Regions from separate parts of the Homo sapiens genome. Here region 2 is linked to region 1. The links are chromatin loops, found by intact Hi-C in ENCODE. Cell type or tissue: heart left ventricle. All regions are shown on one strand. Each heading gives the region's core, and the rest is flanking DNA. Links, peaks and the distances in the headings are about the cores only. Region 1 has its middle 450 kb from the start of QKI. Region 2 overlaps QKI (QKI, KH domain containing RNA binding).

The links. Peaks named below come from ENCODE experiments on the same cell type or tissue, not always from the same donor. Only the 100,000 strongest peaks of a DNase experiment are listed, where the experiment ranks them.
Region 2: it touches region 1 in a loop (2.7-fold over the local background); 2 of 110 quality-filtered maps call a loop at or near these places.

Annotation. Positions count from the first base shown.
Region 1 is chr6:163,865,207-163,868,023 of GRCh38, reverse strand. No RefSeq gene overlaps it. Among named protein-coding and RNA genes, the nearest start is that of QKI, 450 kb to the right of the region's middle. RefSeq lists an enhancer at 1,708-2,208. In heart left ventricle, for the core only: no CTCF peak of the experiment used is centred there; a DNase peak (open chromatin) is centred at 1,669.
Region 2 is chr6:163,426,687-163,429,503 of GRCh38, reverse strand. The region is part of intron 1 of QKI (QKI, KH domain containing RNA binding); the gene reads right to left. Among named protein-coding and RNA genes, the nearest start is that of QKI, 13 kb to the right of the region's middle. In heart left ventricle, for the core only: a CTCF peak has its summit at 1,487; no DNase peak of the experiment used is centred there; H3K4me3 peaks cover 1,311 bases.

The sequences.
Region 1 (2,817 bases), core at 161-2,660:
CTGGAAAGGAAACCGGGGGGTGTGTTTTTTAGAATAAATTTGTATTAAGAGCCCTATGACTTTTTTTTTAGAATTGGAACCAATTTTAATTTGTCTTACTGTTCACATGTTCCACTGAAGCGATCGCAGCTCTCTCGCCTGGTCTCAGTATTTGTAAACGTAACAGCAAAGGCATATGGGGTTGAGTAAAACCACGTAGCTGCCCCCGTGTTCCCGCCTGGGAGTTCTGTCTGGAGACTTCGTCTGGGTATTCACAGCAGCGTAGGTGGCAGGTAGTTACAGCTCAAAGGTGTTGGAGCCTTTGTTGCCTCAGACCGTCCTGCTGATCCCGTCAGGAGCCCTGTCTGTTTCTACCGTGTTTAACCAAAGTCTAAAGCGCCCACGAGGCCGAGGCCCCTGTCCTGAAGGCGCCCCCGGTGGAAGCTGCACGTCGTCTTTCGGTCTGAGGGTCCCAGACTTCCCATGAGAGAGGACAGGCAGAGGCGCGGCTCTCGGGGGCCCACCCAGATTCAGACGGGAAAGAAGAGGGGCTGGAAGGAGGTAACTTCCCCGCAAAAAACGCACGCCGGTCCCCTCACACCAGGAGGAATGGCAGGAAGGTGCTGAGAGTTGGCAAGTTTCAATTTTCCAAAGCAGCTATTTCAATAATTCTGTTGATGGCGATTGAGAGTCCTCAGTTCTTGTCTCCTTCGTTTAAAAACATTTAAAACCAGAGAGACACAGCAGTAGAGAAAGGGTAGGAGGCAGCTTATTGCAAGGGAGAAAGGACACTGATAGCTAAGTGTAAAAGGGAAAGGACCCCGAATAAGTCGGAGCGGCGGATTGAGAGGTGAGACAGCAAACAGGGGAGGCTCCCTTCACGGGGGTCCTCCGGGATTCTTCATAAGCAGGTGGGAAGCAGCATGGCTGGTGAACATGTTCTGGGTGATCCTCTGGCTGCACAGGCACAGCAGCTGCCCCGGCTTGTTCATAAGTTGCATGTCTCATTAGCATCTTTTGATTGTCTTTTTTTTTTTTTTTTTTTTTTTTTTTTTGAGACAGTCTCACTCCTGAGACTCCCAGGCCGGAGTGCAATGGCGCTATCTCGGTTCACTGCAACCTCCGCCTCCTGGGTTCCAGTGATTCTCCTACCTCAGCCTCCTGAACAGCTGAGGTTGCAGGCACCGGCCACCATGCTCGGCTAATTTTTGTATTTTCAGTAGAGACGGGGTTTCACCATGTTGGTCAGGCTGGTCTCGAACTCCTGACCTTAAGTGATCCACCCACCTCGGCCTCCCAAAGTGCTGGGATTACAGGCATAAGCCAAGGCACTCGGCCATCTCATTAGCATCTTAAATCTCCACACAGGAGTGTGTTTTTTACTATTCTAATGAGCAAAGGGTCAGCCTGAGGACAGGTAAAATTAAAAGGAGCCCACTCCCTACAGGGGAAATTCCTTATTGGAGGTAGCTGTGCTTGAATGAGCTGGGCTACAACGCAAGGCTGCAGCTAATGGTGTTGACGGTGTGGTCGCCCAGGTGGCTGGACCCGAGGACATAGTTACTTCCTTGACTACCTATGGAGAGGAGAGCACAGGGACTCCTGACCCAGAGCAGCCTCAGGGACACGGGAAAGCAGCTCAGGAAGGCATCGCTCTCCCCAGCAGGAGGCAGGCAGAAGCAGCCCACACCCCACAGCCACGGTGAGAGGAGAAAGCCAGCCAACCTGTCATCCAGGACTCCAGGGAAGAGCCAGGGCAGACTCTGGCTGCCACGCAGGGAATGTATGTCCCCTCCGCTCCCTGGATGTGTGAAGAGGAAAAGAGAGTTCCCTGCAACACAGGAAATCAGAACCTCCAAGTGCCTGTTCTCTGCTTTGAGGTCTCTCCACACAGAATGAGCACAGCATATCACAGCCGATCAAGACCCAACCATCTCCGGTGCACCAGAATTTAAGGCTAAAACAGGATTGAGGCCAGGCGTGGTGGTTCACGCCTGTAATCCCCAGCACTTTGGGAGGCAGAGGGAGTGGATCACTTGAGGTCAGGAGTTCGAGACCAGCCTGGCCAACATGGTGAAACCCCATCTCTACTAAAAATACAAAAATTAGCGGGGCGAGGGCACCTGTAGTCACAGCTACTTGGGAGGCTGAGGCATGAGAATTGCTTGAACCCCAGAGGCAGAGGTTGCAGTGATGCAGTGAGCCAAGATCATGCCACTGCACTCCAGCCTGGGCGATAGAGCTAAAATTCAGTCTAAAAAAAAAAAAAAAAAAAAAAAAAAAAAAAAAAAAAAAAAGAAAGAAAAAACAGGATTGAGAAGCTCCATCCTATGGTAAAAACTAGGACTGAAGAAACAAATCTGGCCCAGCAGTCTGATTGATGAATGGATGAATGAATTGTAGTTCAGCTTGGGAGACTCAGTAGTTAACATATGTCAGCATTTATTGGTGAGAAGGAAATTATGGGGACAGGATGTAAGATGGAATCAGAAAGAAGAATTTAGTGTGAAACAGGAACTTAAACAGTGCCAATAAATCAAAGAAATAAACTAGGAAGAAACACCACAAAAAGTTCAAGCAACCCCATTAATAGGGAATGAAATACTAGAAGCCAGAATAACTGAGTTATCCCAGAGAGGAAATCACATGTAAGGATGAATTTACAGAACCGTCCTGAGTGATAGAGTGAAAGATACAATGAAGCTTCAAATAGGTGGAAAATACAGAGATACAACAAATATTCGCAACAGGACGGTGATTGTCAAAGCAAACCGTGCCTCACCTTATCAGACATTCCTGCTCCTCATTGATTCTCTCAGGTAATAGGCAGTCAGACTG
Region 2 (2,817 bases), core at 314-2,813, 440 kb after region 1:
AGTAAATTATAATATACCTCGACAGCATGAAATATATTACTATAAACATTATATTTGCAAAGAATATGAAATGGCAAGGAAAAATTTTGCTCATGATATAATTTTTTTTAAAAACCGTAATTCCAATTTTGCTACATCCATAAACACTGGTGGGGGGGGACTACAAGGAAACATTAAGAGCAGCTATCAGTGCATGATGAGTACTTTTAACTTTTTAATTGATATATTTTAGTTTTTCCCAATAAGGAATATTTCTTCTGATAAATAAGTTCTTTATAACAGTTCTTTAGGATTACTGAAAGAAATTCAAGCTTCTCATAAAATCTCTAACAACTATAAGAAACAATCTTAAAATGTATAGACAAAATTGGCCATTGCTATATTTCCCTGAAAAGAAGTAATTCCCATTAAGGTTCAAAGACAATGTGCTACGCTATCTCTGTGCCCTCACCACTGCTTCTTCCAGGAATGAAAAAAGTTACAAACCATGCTACTGCCAAAGATGAACTGAAAATCTGTGGATCGATCTCCAATTCTCTACATTTTAGGAATAACAGAAAAGGAAAAAAGTGGGGCTGGGGAGCAGGGACTAAAATGCAAGTTATTATCAGTTACAAAGGTGGCAAAGTCAATCTCTTCCTCCTTGGTTCTCTATATAGAAACAAGACATATTCTTCTCTCCTGTGCAGAGTTCAATTTCAAGTCACTGAAGGCAAGAGTATTTTAAATTGCCTTGACAGTTTAAAAAAAAAAAAAGCTCAATATAACTGAACTAGGAAAATATAACTTAAATACATTAAAGTACACTTCTGAATCACATCTAAGAAGGAACTTAAATGAGCAGTATTTCAACAATTGCAAAGCATATGTTAAAGCAATCTATGTAGTATTTACCTACTAAAAAAGCTAACAGTATGTCGTAATGCTATAAACTATAATAAAAGTGAGATAAGACTATCTTTTTTACTGCTGATAATTTTTTATTACTATGATAAAACTATGATCCCCAAAAGAACTTTCTCTTCATATAACATATAGTAAACTATGACACATTTTCTTCTGATTTATTTTAATAAACAGAAATAAACTGCCTAAAGACTTTATAATTACAAAGAAAACGTACAAACAGGATACCTCTCAATATATGTGACTCAGTCACCCACCAAAACAAAAACCCTTCAAACAACTGAGTTGTAAAGGCAGAAACTATTTCAGAAAATAGCTGCAATCAATCTGATGTACTAAACTAGTTACATTTAATATGGTCAACATACCAACATATAGTCTCTTAAAAAGACAAGTTCTTTAAAGAACTATGACAACTTTTTCACATGCCAATGAAAATACTCAATTAGGTAACTGTTATTTGTCACATTCCTGAGCAACTCTTCCCTTACAATTTAAAGGAGAACATTTTCCTATTCTGGCAAAAGGGTTATTTCTCAACACATTTTAATCACTGAGTGCTCTCTTTTGTGTACTAACATCCCCATCTGCTGGAACATAAGTTCCTTACTACTAAAAGTTCTTAATGACAACAAGTTTGCACTAGAGATTTTGCAACTACTAAGAAATACAATTTTAAGACTTACTTTCTACCTATGAGGTTTCCCCTACTTCATATGACTTTAAAAGCTTTAAAGATCTATATATATTTTTACTGATATTATTCAGAAGAATTCACTAAATTGAAACATTTTGCCTGTCATATTCTTTTTTCCCTACCCTTCGTGCTTAAGATACAAAGCACTAGTATAAACAACCATCTCCTTGTAAGTTATCTTTCTGGATCATATTGCCATCACACACACACGCGCGCACACACATGCAGGCACACACACGCACGCACCTGACATTAAAATATATGTGTATTTTCCATGTCTGCTGAGCATAAGGTAAAAGCTAATAGAAGCAGTAAGTACAACAAAAGAACACAGCTAATAAATGACAGCATCAAAAAGTCAAAAACAAGATTCAGTAGAAATTAAAACTTAGTATACACAGAATGAGGACCCCCCCACCAAAAAAGGAAAATAATTGTCATCAACCAGAAAAATGGGTCACTGGCTATATTATTGGTAACATGTCTAAAACAAATTTAAAAATTTTAAAGATAGTTTTACTGCTATTAGTAATATTATTAATTTTGTTATTTTGAAAGTATTTTCCTTAATATTGTAGAATAAAGCAAATAAGTATGTCACCATCAAGAACAACATTAGTTTAGCTGTGGCCAGCAAAAAAAAAAAAAAAAAAAAAAGGTACGAGTATAAAATTAACAGTAACGTTAAAAAATTGAATTGAAAATATAAAAATGAATGAATGAATTTTAAAGTCAATACTGTCCATAGAAAATGGCTCAGAAGTAATCACATCCTGAGAGTAATGAACATGTTTAACACCTAAATTCAAGTATTTCATACCATTCCTATTGGAGAAATGGCCAAGTGTAGCTCCAGAACAGGCAAGGCAGACAAGGCACAAGGGAAGCCTTGTGCCCCAGAAAGCAAGCAGCAGTTCAACAGACACAGGAGCCAGTTTAATTATCAATGGCTAAAGTTGTAATAATTTTAACATCAAAATTAATTATAGTTGACTTAAGTACATTGAATCTATGAAATCCATGAGTCTACAAAGATGATTAGAAAAGAGAGAAAAAATTCATTGGTCTCCATTTGAAGCAACTAGCAAACCAACACTTTACTTTGAGAACCAAGTAATAATAAGCAGCAGCATATATCTGGCTTGCCCCATTAGAAACTCACTTCAAAATCGCAATGTATTTCCGTGTTGGGGTCAGAAAGCTGTACCTTTCAA